2 separate regions of the Mus musculus genome follow, and region 1 is linked to region 2. Evidence: chromatin loops called from intact Hi-C (ENCODE). Cell type or tissue: heart. All regions are shown on one strand. Each heading gives the region's core, and the rest is flanking DNA. Links, peaks and the distances in the headings are about the cores only. Region 1 overlaps Lrch2 (leucine-rich repeats and calponin homology (CH) domain containing 2). Region 2 overlaps Htr2c (5-hydroxytryptamine (serotonin) receptor 2C).

Region 1 (9,689 bases), core at 570-8,569, 370 kb after region 2:
AAGGAAAACCAAAGGCCATTGCACAATGCTCAAGGGAAACTTTCACAGTAAAATTCCAAGGCCATTGTTAAGATCTACCAATTATTTTAAAATGGTGAGAGATAAGACAGCACACATCTCAAAGTAATGTAGACTTATGTTCCACAGAAAACTACAAATTATTACAATTTACTTGGAATATTCATATAAAAGGATGGTATTCATAATTTTTACAGACAAGACTCGTACAAAATAATCAACCACAGATTTTTAAAGTGCATAAATTAGTTTATAAAAATTAAAAATAAGATTTTTTTGAGAAAGGAAGAAAGGAAGAACTCTTTGGAAAACACATAAAAGACAAATCATTAAAACAACTTGTACCTCAGATGATACTGGAGACTGTGCGGACATATGAGCATTATCACTCTCTTGCTAAAATATAAAAATAAACACATGAAAGATGAAATTAAAATACACAATGATGATTTTAACATACAAAAAGAAAATGGAAGACTGATCCTATAAAATATCCAAGGAGGAATTGACAATGTAAAATATAGAATCTTGCCACTTAAATGTTGTTGGTGAAGTACAGTACAAGTATTCTCAGTGAATTTGTTAGACATGAATGATCTCTGGCTCCAACTAATAATAAATCAGATTCAATATAAGAAACCCTAATGATTTATAAGTATTTTATAGAATCAGAACTACAGTCTCGGTACAGTAGATTAGATGTATAGCCATCTGAGACCTATCAATGAAAGCTAGCAAGAGGTAATCATAATTAATAAGAAACTATCTGGAAGATAATGTATATTAGTATAAATAGAGAACTATTTACAAAGAATTTAATTGAATAAAAACAATAAAGGGCTAGTAGTTTTGAATAAATATTCTAATGTTAAAATAATGCAAAAATCTTGACATTTAACCTGGAAGATGAATACCACATAAAACAAATGCTCATTTGACAAATGATATCTGGACACCTACTATGTCAGATAATGTTCTAGACACTAAGATAAGGAAATTTGGTAAAATATCATCCTTAGAGAATGTCTCAGTCTAGAGGGAAGAAAGGTTCATGTGAGCAGTTATTAGAAAATTTCCAGTCTATGTATGGCCTAGTAGGAAATCACAAAGAAACTCTGGAGGAAAGGAAGGGATGCTGAAAAAAGGTAAGTTTTGTGAGAGCAAGTAACAAATCAGTAAAAGCTAGGTAAAGCAAAAAGATAAGAATGAAGACACAGAGCAATAAATTAAAAAAAAAAGAAAACTGTAGAGCAAGCCTGTGTTCCTGCAGATGACAATGGTGAAAGGAGGGCAAGCTGTGAGGTTCTGTTGCTATGGCTACCAGGGCTTTTATTAAAATGGACAAAGAATTTATGGTTAAGGCATTGGTGAAACTGAAGGTTTCTAAACAAAGGAACAGCCTTCTTGTATTTTCATGTATTTGTATTCTGAAAGCATCAGGAAAATGCACTAAAGGGAGAAAAGTGGTGGGAGAGACATTTCAATTGATAAAGTGTTTGTAGTATAAACATAGACATGAGTTAGGGTACTCAGTACCTACTTACAATGGTGAACTGGTGGCATGTTCTGTGATCCCAAGAATGAGAAGGCAGAGAGAAGAGAATCTTTGATCTCACAGACCAGCAAACCTAGCTGAATCATGGAGATTCAGATTTACTAACAGACATTGTCTCAAAAAAAGGTTGTTGAAAAGGACTAAGGAAGACACTGGAAGGTGACAGAGCTCACATAGATAGATAGATAGATAGATAGATAGATAGATAGATAGATAGATAGATAGATAGATAGATAGATAGAAAGAATAGATAGACGGAGAGATAGAGAGATGATATAAAGACAAAAATCAAGGAAGCTACTGTAGGAAACCAAGCAAAAAAGACCAAAGAAGCAAAGATGGAAATGAAGGTGGAGTGTGTAGACAAAATATTTCAGTGCCTAAAAATAAGAAAGAGAAATAGTGGATTTCAGTAATGGAATAGATATTGACGCAGATGGGGGAAAATTGATAGACAGAAGGCAAGGAGAACAGCCAAGGTGAACCTCTAGCTTGGAGATCAGAGAATGTTTTCTGTGGAAGGCTAGATAGTAAACATTTTAGACATATGGTCTAGGTGGTAACTGTGTAAATGTCATTAGAACAGAAAGGCATCTATAGGTAAATGGTTGCAGATCTTTTGTATTTAAAGTTCAGTCACAAGCATAGTCAGTGAGCTCTGTGCCACCTTGCCAACTTCTGATGTCTAGAAAGGAAATACTGATTTGATAAAGTAGTTATCAACTTTGCCTGCAGTGAACTCAAATGGAAAACTCTTGAACATGTCACTTCTCTCTGTCTGTCTGTCTCTGTCTCTGTCTCTGTCTCTCTCTCTCACACACACACGCACAGACACACACAGACACACACACACACACACACACACACACACACACAGACACATACACATCAATTCAATTTGAACATCTGAGAGTAAGATCCAGACATCAGTATCCTTTAAAAACTAATCAGGGCTTCCAAAGTGCAACCTCGGTTAAAAACAACTGCATCAATTTAAAAAGCAAACGTGTTTGGAAAAATTGTGGGTGAAAAAGATGAACATATTGAGCCCTTAGTGGAGGAACTTAGGTTTCAATCAACTACGATGGAGGACACATTACTACAAAAGCCTAAGGCTTAATGGTAAGTAGGGGACTAGAGACATAAACTAGGTGTGCTCATCAGGTACACTGGCATTAGTCCTCAAAACTCTGAGCATTGATAACAGCACTTTACAGTGCATATGGTGGGTTATGACAGAGAGGAATAAGAAGTAAGGGTCAGACAGATATTGTAAATCTCAATGGAAAGCCAGCATCAGGTATATACGAATTGACTGGGGTCATGAGCAGCAACATGTTAGGAAACACATCTACACCAAACCTGCCCTCAGATATACCCCAAACGCTAACAGTGAGATAGCTAGTGGGAAACATTAGAAACAACCGTGTTTTGTTTTTAAGTCACCACAAATACTATTTGATAGAACATGGAAAGAAAACAGTTTTTGAGTTAGGCAGACATAATTCATATAGATCTTTTTTCCAGTGTAATTTTATTTCTGAAAAATAAATTTCAGATGCCCTGCCAAGTACTAAGCATCAAATTGACTACCAATTCCCAAACCAAATACACAAAAAACCTGGGGACTTTGGTTATGAAATATTGTTTCAGCAGTGGTGCAGCAGAAGCTGTAGAAGAATGTGAAATGCATAAAAAACAATTTTAAAATTTAAAACATCTGAACAGATTTTGTGACAAAAGTTGTTTTAAAATCTTAGACAGAGCCAGTCTGTCAAGAGGTTAAAGTGCTTTCTTCCAAAAACTGACATGACTTCAACTTCACTATCTAAAATCGAAGAGGAAAGGAGAGAAAAGACTCCAAAGAATTGTCCTCTGACGTCCACATGCATGCTCTGGAACACACACACCCACACTTGTGCCCACACATCAATACACACACAGGCACAGTTTTGAAACAGATGAAGTCTGACCTGACCAACATGCCCTTTGGGAAAGTAAAGTGGGAAATGACAGCAAATGTAAATGGAAAGGTTGCAGATTCCTAGCAAACCACAAAGCTCTACAACTATTTTAGAAATCATGTTCCAGAATGCACCAGAAACGAACTGATTAAATTAGTAACCATATGAAAATGCTCAGAAATCTTCATTATTGTAGAAAATGCACACTTTAAATCAGTAACAAAGCAGTTGACAGCTGGGCTCCATTAACTATCACTGAGCCAACTAAATATGCAAGGAAATCTTTCAAATCACCCTTTGTCTCACCTCCTCATTCTCATTGCCACTTGAATTCTTCCTTGTTGATTTGTACTGAAAAACAATTCAAATGCATGGTTTATTTTTTCCTTGAACATGTGAAAGTTTTGTTCATAATGGCACATAAGGCTTATTGCTACATTGGTACTTTTATTAACTTACCTGCAATGAAACTTATGGACACAGTCAGTTTAAACAGTCTTCCTATTCACACATACAATGCCATGAGTGACACTGCTCCAAGACCTCAAAATATGCCAAGTAACATTTCCTTCCTAAGCAAGATCCATTTCCCATTCCTTCAGGTTTGCAATCTCAGGGCTATCTTAGAAAAACAGCTGTCAAACTGTGGGTCGTGAAGGGCTTGGAGATCACGTATAAGATACCCTGCATATCAGGTATTTACATAATAATTGATAAAAGCAGCAAAATTACAGTTATGAAGTAGCAACAAAATAATTGTATGCTTGGGGTTACCATAGCATGAGGAACTGTATTAAAGTGTCATGGCATTAGGAAGGTTGTAAAGTCTTGCTTCTTCTAAGTTCACTCTGTTCAACAAGTCAATTATGTTGGCTAACTTCTGAATTCTTAAAACTACCATCCTATCCAGGGTTCTTAGAATCTCCCACCTGGTTTGTAATTTCACTATACTAAAACATGAGCAATTGTTTTAAGAAGCTGAGCTAGAGATGTGGTTCCTACTATCTCTGAAACTCTGGGTTCAATCCTCAGCACAACAAAAGAAGTAATCTACTGATTTCAGGCTTAAAGAAACTGCATTAAATGCATATACCGACTTCCCAATGATAGTAATAGTGCTAAAATCTAACATTTAGAACTATTGCTTATTATACATCAGTAATGACTGCATTATATGTATTGAAAAGTTTCATCTTTATAACAACTGCATAAGGTATATGTACTATTATCCCCCAATTTATTGTGAAACATAGAGATAGATTGTTCAATGTAAATTATCTATGTGACAAAGTGATGCTTAGAATCAAAAATCACACAGTGTGCCAGTCATTAGAGTTCTTATTTTCTGATTCTCTACCAAAATGCAATGAATTCTGCTGCAAGTCAATGGTAGATACAGGAGCTCATCGAACTTCTATCTTCAAAACTACTAATTCTCAGATCATGTCCCAAACTGTTTTGCTTGATATTCAGGGTTCTATTTAATTGTCCCTCTTATGTAACTCTGTCTTTTATATCTCTTAGAAAAAAATATATGACTTACCTAGTATTTCAGTCCCAAACTAAGGTGTATTAGGAATTACAGATAGGAGACATGTTCCTCTAATGTATTTTACAGCTATGATTAATAATGGACCATAAGTTCCATGTTCTAACTTTCTTTCTGTTTTGATGAAGGTTGAACCTATAACTTTGAGCATACTAAGCAACTTATCTATGAGTTACACCCACAGCCCTATACAATTTTTTATTTTCCTGACAACAGAGGAATACTTTGTTGATAGCTAATTTTTTATGCAATGTCCTAACACTGACATCTTCTGACAATTGAGAAGAACTACACATGCCCTTAAAGCATTTCTCCCTCCGTGACTGAAGATTATGTTTACACGTACATCATTGCATATGAAAGAAATGAACACTTACTGAGTGACAGTTCTGTAATGGTCATTTCAGATATTATCCTATTTTATTTCTTAGCAACTTTAAAATATAATTGACACAGTAGAAGAAATGTGTCAGCCATCAAAACTAAAATATTTAATGAACAAATGCTTTTAAAGCAAGAAACACTTGTCTGTGATAAAGGCTCACTAAGCCCTCTATTAACTCTAATTAGTACAAAATATTTTTAAAACAATGAAACTGTTTAAATGTTAGTGTTTGTTCATTTTATATCAAGCTGTCCACAACAAAAAAGAAACAACACTGTAAAGGCTTTGAACTTGAATTTCAACTGTATGATTAACAAACTACTTCACTTTCCGGGCCTTATTGTCCATGTACACAAAATAGAAATGATAACTTCATTAATGATACTGAAGTTTTCTAAAGGGTAAACTGACTAATATGTGTAAATATTCATGACAGTGCCTGACATGTGATAATTCTGATACAAGTGTTTGGATGAATATAGTCAGTATAGTTTTGTTATTTGGTGATAGAAGAAATCAAAGAAATGACAAAATTGCTCAGAAATTCAACATCAAAAATAATTCATCAAAGGTCACCTATAAACATATTTTATTCAGTGCTTTGCTTTAAGTTTTCCTGAATTAAAAAGGGAGGCTAAGATAAATGCCAAGCTGCAAACTGCAAATGGTTCTGATAAAAGCGTTCTCACTGGAATGACCTCCCGATTTCCTTCCGACGTCTTTTCCATGTGTGATTATGCCTCATGTTGTCTAATTAACCAAAAACCAAGTCTCAAAATTCTCAATAGTTATTTGTTCAAAGTTAGTTTAATATATTTAAGATATTTGCTAAAACATACATTTTAATTTTGATATGTTAATTTCAAACACACGATGCTTCCCAATATATGGAAAGACATTAATATAAACAGAAGTACCAAATTCTACCAAACATAAAACTATAAAATAAATACTATTTATTAGTGGCATGAATTTGAAATAATGTCTAACTTAGCAGAGTTATGCCTGGATAAAATGACTGTTATTCAGTGAGAAGAGGATTTAGGGAGGTAAAGGACAACACAGCTTGCTATTTAGGGTACAGGACCAGGTTTGCACTGCTTATATAAGTCAATTCTAAGAGTAAATGCTCGCTAATATAAAAAATGATTCTAAATCCTGATGAGACCTGCAAATACAGTAGACTTAAAATACAAATAAGTAGTAATTCAATAGAAATTTGGAATAATTCATATGCTCTGGTATTTTAACTTATCTTTACTAAAAGACCATCTTAAGAAATCCACTGCATCCAGTGCAGTGATACACACCTTTACTCCCAGCACTTAGGGGACAGAGGCATGTGGATCTCGGGGAGTTTGAAGACAGCCTGGTCTACATAGAGAGGTCCCGGACAATCAGGACCAGATGTATCATGTCAAAGGCAGAGAGACCCTATCTCAAAACAAATCTACTAATACAACAAGAAAGTATGGACCAGTCTTCAAGTACTTATTTATACAGGCATGGTTAAATGCTATCTGAAAAGACTTCTGAACTAATTAGTGAAAGCAATTCAATGAAAGTCTTTTTCTGAGCCAGGCTTAGTGGTTCTGGAATGCCAGTATATAAGAGACAGAGGTGGGAGGATTCTGATTTGAGGCTAACCTGGACTACATTGTGAAAATTTATCTCAAAAGAATAAAGAAAAAGAAACATAAAATTAATTGCCACAATTAGCAGTGTAACACACAAACATTCATCTTTTTTAGCTACTTGAAAATAATCACAGTGTATATTGGTAATTTGAATTACTAAAATTTTGTGGGTATATTTACATAGCATATCTCTACCATCCACAAAAGGGCAATCAGCATGAACACAGTTGTGACATTTAACTGGAGAGTTAAATATTATTAATTTAAGAGAAAAGTGTCAAAATCCAAAAGTAGTAAGTATGAAACAAAAACAAAATTTATAATTTATTAATTTACCTTGAAATATTCTTTTCTGATCTGCTTGCTTCGTCTCCTCTCTTCATTTTGCCAGATTATAGGCTGAGATTCTGGCCACTGTTGATCAACTATTTGGTCCTTCTGATTTTCTAATGGCTATAATAAAAATAAAAAAAAACGTCTTTTTAACTCAACACATGACTACCAAATAATACATGTGTTATTAATTTTATTTCCCCTTACCTGCCATGCAAGAGGTGATAATGGTGAATTCCCTTCATCTGCTGGGACACTAAAAAATTAAAGTTGCTTTAATATTCCTTAAGGTATTTTAAAAATCATTTCACATACTTTATAAACAACAAATTTGTCTTCTTATTGCTTTAAGACAGCAACATAAACACTATCCATACCCATGTTTCATTTTGTTGTGTTGTTTTGTGTTATGTTGTGTTGTGTTGTATTGTGTTACGTTGAGATTGTGTCTTACTATATAGCACTGGATGGCCTGGTACTTAATACTGTATGTAGCCCAGGCTAGCCAAGAGGTCATAGCAATTCTCCTGCCTCAGCCTTCAAAGGGCTGCAATGAGAGGAAGTAACCACCACACGGGTTAGTAATATATAAACTGAAATTGATAAAACCAACCAATTGTAAATGCCTATGAACTACTGTTCTAAGAGAAACATCAACATGGGTTTATTGTATATTAGCCTTATACATAGGCCAACCTATTTTGGAGAGTACAAATTGACTACAATATGTACAAATCTGCAGTAAGTACACAGAATATTACTGAAAACAAGTTACCGTTTTATAAAATCATGTAATAGGATCAGTGAGGTGAGTGGGTAAATAAAGGTTCTAGCTTACCATCAAGCCTGACAACCTGAGTTAGATAGAACCCTGGGTTCCAGATAGTGGAAGGGGAGAAGTAACTCCTTGAATTCTTGAAAGTTGTCCTCTGACCTCCACACCTGTGCCATAGCACACATATATACACATGCGCACACACATATTAAATAAATACATGAATAAATCCTTTCTTAAAGGCCAAAGAATTCAGAAGACAAATACTTGATCATCTCTTGAATCACTGATTATGAGCTTCATCTATGACATAAAAGGGGCTATGGAGGACCTGTTCCAGCTTCAAGGGATCGAATATCCTCTTCTGGTCTCCATGGGCATCCACAACATATATACATGTGGCATGCACTTACACAGACACAGAAACAGACAGATACAGACATATATACACACCAAAACCCACTCAAAAGGTTCAAAAATCTAAAGGACACAGGGTAAAGCTGAGGCATGATGGCTCACAGTGGTCATCTCAGCACTCACAAGGCTGAGGTACCACCATGTGATGGAGACCCAGCTGGGCCATCCTGGGCCACAGAGTAAGAACTTATTTCAACTAGACAGAAAAAGGATGGAGAAAAGGAGAAATGGGTGAAGGAAGAGTAAGAACAGAGAAGATAATAAAAATTTTAATAAAAGTACAAGGGACATCTCTATCTCTAGGGAGTAATAAAATATATACAAATAAGAAAATAAATAATTCCAGAATTTATAGATTTTCTCCAGTGGGAGATCAAGTACAAAATTTTAAGCACAGTAACTTTACGTACAAATGAGATTTAAATTTATAGAAATTATAGAATATATAACAATACATAACCAACTGGATGACTTTGTAAACTACAGAAAAAGAAACAGCAGCAGAAGATGGGTAAGAAAAAGGAGGGAGGGTGGAAAGACAAAACTCTAGATCCCTTACCTCTTACCAAATACAGACATCTATCAATTAGACAAACTTACTTTAAATGTAAATAAAGAATCCGAGAAATGGATAACAAGAGATGAATGTCATGCTTGGCCTGGGTTGCTACACTGAAAACATTTCTACTCCACAGACCAGGGAGAAAGAAGAAAGGTAGATGTCAGACAGTCCCTAAATTTAGGACTCAAAGACAAAGGGGCACATATAGCCCACAGGACAATATAATAACAAGGCAAGCAAGGAAACAAAATAGAATAGCGAACTAAAGCTGTATTTGGTTTGGCTATGGGTACGCACACGCGCACATCACACATAACCACAGACATGCGTGTATTACCTCTTCAAATAAAGCACTTGCCAGCCTGCCTATTTCACCTTCACATGTCATACAATGCACACATACCTCTCTGGACTATGCATCTAACAATCTCTAACCCTACCCTCATTGGTCAACACACACACACACACACACCTCTGAACAATGGAATATCATA
Region 2 (9,689 bases), core at 751-8,750:
GCCAGAAACTGGAAAGAACCCAGATGCCCCTCAACAGAGGAATGGATACAGAAAATGTGGTACATCTACACAATGGAGTACTACTCAGCTATTAAAAAGAATGAATTTATGAAATTCCTAGCCAAATGGATGGACCTGGAGAGCATCATCCTGAGTGAGGTAACACAATCACAAAGGAACTCACACAATATGTACTCACTGATAAGTGGATACTAGCCCAAAACCTAGGATACCCACGATATAAGATACAATTTCCTAAACACATGAAACTCAAGAAAAATGAAGACTGAAGTGTGGACACTAGGCCCCTCCTTAGAAGTGGGAACAAAACACCCATGGAAGGAGTTACAGAAACAAAGTATGGAGCTGAGATGAAAGGATGGACCATGTAGAGACTGCCATATCCAGGGATCCACCCCATAATCAGCTTCCAAATGCTGACACCATTGCATACACTAGCAAGATTTTACTGAAAGGACCCAGATGTAACTGTCTCTTGTGAGACTATGCCGGGGCCTAGCAAACACAGAAGTGGATGCTCACAGTCAGCTAATGGATGGATCACAGGGCTCCCAATGGAGGAGCTAGAGAAAGTACCCAAGGAGCTAAAGGGATCTTCAACCCTATAGGTGGAACAACATTATGAACTAACCAGTACCCCTGAGCTCTTGACTCTAGCTGCATATGTATCAAAAGATGGCCTAGTCGGCCATCACTGGAAAGAGAGGCCCATTGGACATGCAGACTTTGTGTGCCCCGGTACAGGGGAACGCCAGGGCCAAAGGGGGGGAGTGGGTGGGTAGGGGAGTGGGGGTGGGTGGGTAAGGGGGACTTTTGGTATAGCATTGGAAATGTAAATGAGCTAAATACCTAATAAAAAATGGAAAAAAAAAAGTATTTCTTACCTATCTGTATTTCTTCCTTTTAAAGTTTTCTCTTCAAGATCATGCCATTTTAATTACTATTGCTCTGTAGTGTAACTTGAGATCAGATATGGTCATCTCCCCAGTGTCATTTATTTTTGCTCAGGACAGTTTGACTTTTCAAGGTCTTTGGTACTTCCATATGAGTTTAAGTTTCTTTTTCCCCCTGTTTCTGTAAAGAATGTCCTCATTGTTTTCATTGGGATTGAGTGGGTTCTGCAAATATCTTTGGGTTGTATATTAATTTTTAAAGTACTAACTCTACCTTTCCATGAGCATAGGAAGATCTTCCTACTTCTACTATCATCCCTGGTCTTTAGATCAGTTTATTTTCTGTTGCAATAATAAATCACCATGGCTGAAGAACTTAAAGAAAAGAGAATTGGCTTATCATTCAAGAGGGTTGAACAGACATTCTGATGGGGCAGAGGCATAGCAGCAAGCAACAAACATGGTAGTAGGTCCAGGAAGTGGAGAGATCATATCCTTAACCACAAACATAGAACAAAGAGAGTGAGTTGGTAGGCCCCAGCATAGTCTCACAAGAGACAGCTACATCTGGGTCCTTTCGATAAAATCTTGCTAGTGTATGCAATGGTGTCAGCATTTGGATGCTGATTATGGGGTGGATCCCTGGATATAGAAGTCTCTTCATGGGCCATCCTTTCATCTCAGCTCCAAACTAATAAAAAATGGAAAAAAAAAGAGTGAGTTGGAAATATGCCAAGTCTAAGTACTCTCAAAAGCTTCCCCAGGTGATGGATTTCCTACACAAAAGCTATACTTTCTAAACTTCCCCAAACAGCACCCACCAAACGAAGGACAAACTTTCAAATGTCTAAGCCTATATGGGATATTTTTAACCTAAACCATCACTATTTCTTTCTTTAGATTAATATTTTATTGTAGGTCTTTTATATTTTTGATTAGATTTATTTCACGTTTTTAAAAGTCTATTAAGTATAGAGTTCTTTTTATTTCCTTTTCAGCATGCTTGCTATTTTCATAAAGAAACATGATATTTTTATATGTTAATTTTGTATCTTGCCAATTTGTTGAAAATGTTGATCAAGCCTAGGAATTTTGGGGTAGAGTCTTCTGGCTTCTATATCTGCAAAAAGAGAAAATGACTACTTCTTATTTATATTCTCCTTTATTTCTGTGTCATATCTTGTTTCTGTAGCTAGGCCTTTGAGAACTATATTGGGGTAAATTAAAAACCATACCTTATTCCTGGTTTAATGGGAGTGCTTCAAATTTTTCTCCGTTTGGGATAATTTTAGCAATAGGCTTTCCATATACAGCCTCTATTTTGTACCAGATGGGATTCCAGGGCTGAAATTGGAAGTAGACACAACCCCATATTCCAAAGCAGGAGTTATCTCCATTTACAAGTAAAACTTTATTATTTCCAATAATCACAATAGGGATACAAACTATTCTTTGCCCAAAATAAAACAAACTCAATGGTATCATCAGAGATTCTTTTGTCTCATAATAATATTCTGTCAAGCTCTTTTTTTTTTTACCTTATTGGCCTTTTATATGTATATCATGGCTTCTTCTGTTGTTATTTTTGATGGTGGTGTTTCCTGTGTGCTTAAGTGTGTGTGTCTCTGCATATAGCATTTACCACATAACATCTAGATGCTTGTGCATTTTTGTGGTTCTTTTGTTTCTGTTTAATTTGTTTGGTTTCTATTTTAATATATTTGATTTTATTATTATTCTTTAGAGGACTGATTGTTTTGTAAAGATACTTAAAAGTGGTATGGATTTGGATAGGTGAGTGGCAGGGAGGATTTTAAAAGAATTGGGGTAGAAGAAATAGTAATAAATAAATTGTATGAATTTTTTTTTTGGTTCTTTGAGACAGGGTTGCTCTGTGTAGCCCTGGCTATACTGGAACTCACTTTGTAGACCAGGCTGGCCTCAAACTCACAAATCCTCCTACCTCTGCCTCCCAAGTGCTAGGATTAAAGGCGGGTGCCACCATGTCCGGCCTGAAAAATATTTTTTAATATTTTTTATTAGATATTTTCTTTATATACATTTCAAATGCTATCCCAAAAGCTCCCTATACCTCCCCTCCTGCCCTGCTCCCCTACCCACCCACTCCCACTTCTTTGCCCTGGCATTCCCTGTACTGGGGCATATAAAGTTTGCAATACCAAGGGGTCTCTCTTCCCAGTGATGGACAACTAGGCCATCTTCTGCTACATATGCAGCTAGAGATACGAGCTCTGGGGGGTACTGGTTGGTTCATATTGTTGTTCCACCTACAGGGTTGCAGACCCCTTCAGCTCCTTGGGTGCTTTCTCTAGCTTCTCCATTGGGGGCCATGTGTTCCATCTTATAGATGACTGTGAGCATCCACTTTTGTATAAACAGAAGAGTTAATAAGTATATTTTCTCTTCAGACCTTGAGTAGAAGATACATTTAACAATATTAAGCACTTATTACTATTATTATTATCATTATCATCATCATCAATATTATTATTATTATCATTATTTTGGTTTTTCAAGACAGGGTTTATCTGTATAGCCCTGGAAGTGCTGGAACTCACTCTGTAGACCAGGCTGGCCTTGAACTCAGAAATCTGCCTGCCACTGCCTCCCAAGTGCTGGAATTAAAGGCATGTGCCACCACTACCTGACTAGCACTTATTGATTTTTCTATGTTGTTTATATCCATCTCATGTACTCTAAATATAATATCCCCTTCAGATAGCAATAGTATGCCTATTGCTATCTGACGATCATAAAGCACTTATAGGTTTTCTGTTTTAGTAAGGAATACGTGAGAATTTGAATACACACTATTTAAATGATATAAATTTCGAGTATTTGATTTCAAACATAAAATATATTTTTTAAAAAAGTAGATAGGTAGTAGGAAATAAATTGTCTACATTATTCTCTTCTTTCCAGTGCAAAACCTAAATTTTCAGTTTCTCACAATCCTGTAATCTGTGAATACATGAATTTCACCAGTGGGTGGCACATATCAACCACATTAAGAAATTTTGTCTTCTGTGCAATTAGAATAAGATCTGAAAGATGAGGAAATACTTTTACTGAACTTTGTAGTATAGTAATTTGTTATGGATAAACTTGATTAATAAGAGTTATGTACATTACAAATGTTAAAGTATGACTATGCAACTCTTTAAATTCTTGCTGTTTCCTAGTCTTTTTGTTCTAATTGTGTTAGGTTCTCTTAGTTCACCATGTAAGAGTCCCAGGACTTGAGAAATCTAAAGAATGAAAGTGAAAGTATCTAGTGACCTTGAGATCTCTATATAATTTTTGTACTTTTAGCATTACAACGATACAAGATTATATCTAGAAGCAAAACAATTGTGAAATGAAAATATAGGGCAATTTTACCAAGATAAACCAAAATCAATTCCTGGAAGTACTTTGCAGTCTTAAATATGCTGTCACTATAGATTTTTCTTTGTTTGAACAGAATAAGATAAGAATACTATAATTTCAGTAGAGTAGGAAAATTAAGTGGCAACATTACCAAACATATAATTAAAAAGTATTAAGTATGCAGTGCTATAGCAAAGCACTTAACTATCAGTGTGTATTAGTCTTCCAGGAGTTTCTGTTTAAACCATTTTGTAATCAGAAGCTCTAACAATCTGTAATTGGTCATCTATTTCAGGATGCCAGTAAGCAGATGCATGTTGGTGAGACAGAAGACTTAATTGCTGTGTGGGGAAGAGAAATAAATACAGTCCAGTGAACTCAAATTCAGTTACTGATATGAGATTTTAGGCTGAAGATTAGAAAGAAACATGGCAATGAGCTATCCTGATCGAGATGTGTTTATCCTCCACATCATCATCATTTCAGTTCTGGTCCTACAAGGTTTGCCAAAGTATTCCTTTAGCTGTCTCTTGTGAGACTATGCCAGGGCCTAGCAAACACAGAAGTGGATCCTCACAGTCAGCTAGTGGATGGATCACAGGGCCCCTAAAGGAGGAGCTAGAGAAAGTACCCAAGGAGCTGAAGGGATCTACAATCCTATAGGTGGAACAACAATATGAACTAACCAGTACCCCACGGAGCTTTTGTCTCTAGCTGCATATGTATCAGAAAATGGCCTAGCCGGCCATCAGTGGAAAGAGAGGCCCATTGGTCGTGCAAACTTTATCTGCCTCAGTACAGGGGAACGCAAGGGCTAAGAAGTGGGAGTGGGTGGGTTGGGGAGTGGGTGGGGGAGAGTGTGGGGGACTTTGGGGATAGTATTGGAAATGTAAATGAAAGAAATTAAAAAAAAAAGAAGATTGTATGTGGTACAAAGAACTTAATGTTATCATTATTTGAGGAGACTAATATGGGTGCTTTAAGATGGTAACTTTAGGCTTATGGTATAGCCTTGCCTCACAGTTAATTGCTTTCTTCTGGATGGTCTGTCCTTGGAGACTTTGCTGCTCCTGGAATCTGAGATGGCTGCTAGCTTACTACATCCCTCTTACTTCACCCGTGAAGTTCTCCACTCCCAACCCAATCACACATTCTACGTTTATCCTGCTTTGGTTTCTTTTTTTTTTTTCCCTTATTTTTTTAATTAGGTATTTTCTTCATTTACATTTCCAATGATACCCCAAAAGTCCCTCAAACCCTCTCCCCCAATTCCCCCACTCCCACTTCTTGGCTCTGGCGTTCCCCTGTACTGAGGCATATAAAGTTTGCAAGACCAATGGGCCTCTCTTTCCACTGATGGCCAACTAGGTCATTTTCTGATATATATGCAGCTAGAGACACGAGCTCTGGGTTAGTTCATATTCTTGTTCCACCTATAGGGTTGCAGACCCCTTTAGCTCCTTGGGTACTTTCTCTAGCTCCTCCTTTAGGGGCCCTGTGATCCATCCACTAGCTGACTGTAAGCATCCACTTCTGTGTTTGCTAGGCCCCGGCATAGCCTCACAAGAGACAGCTATATCAGGGTCCTTTCAGCAAAATTTTGCTAGTGTGTGCAATGGTGTCAGCATTTGGAGACTGATTATGGGATGGATCCCTGGGTATGGCAGTCTCTAGATGGTCCATCCTTTCGTCTCAGTCCAATCTTTGTCTCTGTAACTCCTTCCATAGGTGTTTTGTTCCCAATTCTAAGAAGGGGCAATGTGTCCACACTTTGGTCTTCTTTCTTCTTGAGTTTCATGTGTTTTGCAAATTGTATCTTGTATCTTGGGTATTCTAAGTTTCTGGGCTAATATTCACTTATCAGTGAGTACATATCATGTGAATTCTTTTGTGATTGGGTTACCTCAATCAGGATGACACCCTCCAGGTCCATCCATTTGCCTAGAAATTTCATAAATTCATTCTTTTTAATAGCTGAGTAGTACTCCATTGTGCAAATGTACCACATTTTCTGTATCCATTCCTCTGTTGAGGGGCATCTGGGTTCTTTACTTTCCATGTCTTATAACTTATTCTATTGAAGTTAACAAGAATGCTTTATTCTAAATATTTTGAAATGAGTTCTAAGCATTATTCTGGCAGAGATGGGAAAGGAAATTAATAGGTACAGGTTTGCATGCACACAGAGGTTCTTTTCTTTTTCTTTTCTTTTCTTTTTTTTGTCAGCTCCTTATCCTCCCAGAGTTTGTCTGCTTCTATTTTACTTGCTGTGTGTGAGTCAATTCTCTTTCAGTTGGATCCAATTTGTAGCCACACTGTCCATTCTAATTGCTTCTTACTGAAAGCTAGACATTTAAAGCAACATATTCTATTCCCTTTGGTATCAGGTCTCCTCCTCCTCCTCCTCCTCCTCCTCCTCCTCCTCCTCCTCCTCCTCCTCCTCCTCCTTCTCCCCTTCCTCGCTGTTTCTTGTTGTTTTACAGGTTTGGTTCTTCATTGCTGTTTATTTGTGGCCCTTCCTATATTAATTCTGCATGTTCTAAATTTCCTGAAATGTTTGACTGTTGCTTTCTTCTCTGTCTTTTTCTTGAGCTCTAGTTTATTTTCTGGCCTGACTTCTTATGGGTTCCTTTTTTACATAGAAAAGAAGGCTTATACCTTTAAGCCCAGAACTTAGGAGTGACATAGGCAAGATTTTTCTGAGTTTGCAGTCAGCTTGGTCAATACAGAGCGTTACTGAATGATTAGGGCTACATAGACAGGCCTTGACTCAAAACTCAAAAAAAAGTTCTTTTTGAAAGATGATAGTTTAGAATTAAATAATAATTGTTCAGAATATTTTATGAAATGATGTAAGCCATTTTTCTTCCACTCTGTCCTGAAACAGTTTATTTCAGTCTAAGCTTTTACCTCCCATTTGAGTAGAACATCAAGGATAGGGAAAATTTTGCTGTTAATATTATTATATTATTATTATTACTATTATCTCCTCACCTTCCTTCTCCTCCTTCTCTCTCTTCTCGTTTTGTAGTACTGTGCCCTTATTTGGTATCCTGTAATATACTGGAACAATATAAAATCCCTTTTGTTATTCTTATTCTCTTTACCAAACCTTAAGATTATTTTAGCCAGCCTCTTCTTTGTTCTAAATACATTCATAGACTTAGCCAAATGCTGTGTTACTAAATCCAGCTTATTGCTACTGTTCTCAATAATACCCCAGGGATAGGGTTTTTTCCAAGGAACTGAACTCAGAGTCAGGTCAAATAGCCAAGGCCCTGGGAATAAAATGCTCAAAAGAAACTGTAAATAGTTAATAAAAATATTGAACGTGTTCTAGGAATGGGATTTAACATGACACACCAAAACAGGTCATCTCCCAGGTCACCAGCTAATGTTTTTCCATGGCTATTGTGCTCTATTGCTATGATAAGAGAGGAATGGGATTAGACTCAAGTTTAAACTGTATAATCCCATTGTTTACATCAATATTCAGTAGGATTTTTGAGAATGGATATCTTTTAAGTTAGTTTTATATCTTTGGTTATTTTCTAAAAATCAAGATTTTATGAAAGACTTCACCTAGGTCCTAACTCTGCTTTGTAGGTATATTTCTTGTAAATACTTCTTTATCCACCATTAATTTTCATTACAATTTCAACAAAAAAATCCAAAATTATCTAATAAAAGAAAAAATGGTTATTTCATGACTTCCACTACCCAATCTGTATTCCCTTTTACAACTGACCGAAAAGATATAAACAAGTCACTTCATTTAGGTGGAAATTCAAACAAGGCTCATAAAGTCAGTTTCCTTGTGTATGAATTACATTTCTTACTGATCAGACCAAATCCCTGACAGGAAGCAATTTGAGGAAGGGAGTTTACAGCTTGATGTAAAATAATCCACTGTGGCAGGGGAAGCATGGAAGCATGAGAGTGAGCTAGGAAGTCACATGGGGTCTGCTGTCAAGAGTGATGAGTTCTGGTGTTCAGCCCACTTCTTCTTCTACTTTAGTCTGAGACTATAACCCATGGGATGGTGCAATGCATGTTCAGGGTTGTTGTTTACTTTCAGACAATTTTTTCTAGAAATGGCCTTAGAGCCATACCCCAAGACAAATTTCCCTGTGATTCTAAACTCAGTCAAGTCAATTGTGAAGATGAACCAACTTTCTAAGAAAAAAAAATAGTGATGGGAGAAGATGCAGAGATCTGCAGCCAAACACTAGGCAGAGCCAGGGGAACCCCACAGAAGAGAGGGAAGAAGGAAGGGCCAAGGACACCGAAATAACAATGTCCAGAATCAACTGACCAGTACTTAAGTAGGCTCACAGAGGTCAGGGAGACTATATGGTCTGAGCTAACTTTTCTGCATATAACACATGGTTGTATAGCTTGGCATTCTTGTGGAACTCCCAACCAGGGGAGTGGGGGAAGGTATCTCTGAATCTTCTTTCTGTTCTGTGTCCCTTTTCCTCCTACTGGGTTTCCTCATCCAGAGTTGATATGAGGGTGTGTGCCTACTCTTACTATAACTTTTAGGCCATGATCATTGGATATCCCTAGGAGGTCTGTTCTTTTTTTTTTTTTCTTCGAAGGGAAACCAAGGAGGAGTAGATGTGGGGAAGAGGGGAGGTGGGAGGAATGACTGGGAGGAGCAGAGGAAGGGGGAAGGGGGAACTGAAGGAGGATGTAATGTATAAGTGAAGAATAAAAGAAAAAATAATGTTTGACTAATATATATTAGATATATTACAATTTTACAATATTTTACAATATTTTCATACATGTGCATCATAAAGTTCAACCATATACACCACTCTCTAGCTATTACCCTTTTTTGTTACCCTCTTGCTCTTGTAAAACCTTTACTCTTCACAGCTACCCATAAGTCTTCATTAGTTTTTTTTTTTTATCGCTGTGATAAAACACCATGACCAAAGAAACTTGGGAAGGAAAGGGATTATTTTGCTTATACTTCCAGGGAACATTCCAGCACTGAGGAGAGTCTTGGTATAAACTCAAGCAAGGAAGGAACATGGAGGTAGGAACTGAAACAAAGGCCATGAAACAATGCTGCATTTTGACTTGCCTCTTGTTGTTTGCTCAGACTGCCTATTTATAACACATAGGACTACCAATCCAGGGATAACTCAGTGATAGAAACTTCCACATTAATTGTCAATCAAAAGATGCACCACAATTTTCTCAGTTATGGTTCTCTCTCTCTCTGTCTCTCTGTCTCTGTCTCTGTCTCTGTCTCTGTCTCTCTCTCTCTCTCTCTCTCTCTCTCTCTGCATATTTCAATTCCCATACATTCCCATACCTCCATCACCAGCACTGTCTACAAGAAGATGTCACTACCCCTACCTCCACCCCATC

The links. Hi-C counts contacts between places; a loop is a spot of excess contacts. Peaks named below come from ENCODE experiments on the same cell type or tissue, not always from the same donor. Only the 100,000 strongest peaks of a DNase experiment are listed, where the experiment ranks them.
Region 1: a loop joins it to region 2, with 5 times the contacts of the local background. A loop is called at or near these places in 3 of 42 quality-filtered maps.

The regions. Positions count from the first base shown.
Region 1 is chrX:147,484,391-147,494,079 of GRCm38, forward strand. It overlaps Lrch2 (leucine-rich repeats and calponin homology (CH) domain containing 2), which reads right to left. Exons shown (of 21, transcript NM_001081173.2): 13 at 7,649-7,697; 14 at 7,445-7,561; 15 at 3,844-3,888; 16 at 364-414. Gm25107 (a small nucleolar RNA gene) reads right to left here and starts at 31; the gene lies at 1-31. In heart, for the core only: a CTCF peak has its summit at 5,362 (motif pointing left); no DNase peak of the experiment used is centred there.
Region 2 is chrX:147,115,425-147,125,113 of GRCm38, forward strand. All of the region lies in intron 4 of Htr2c (5-hydroxytryptamine (serotonin) receptor 2C), which reads left to right. Among named protein-coding and RNA genes, the nearest start is that of Gm24627, 13 kb to the left of the region's middle. In heart, for the core only: a CTCF peak has its summit at 3,922; no DNase peak of the experiment used is centred there.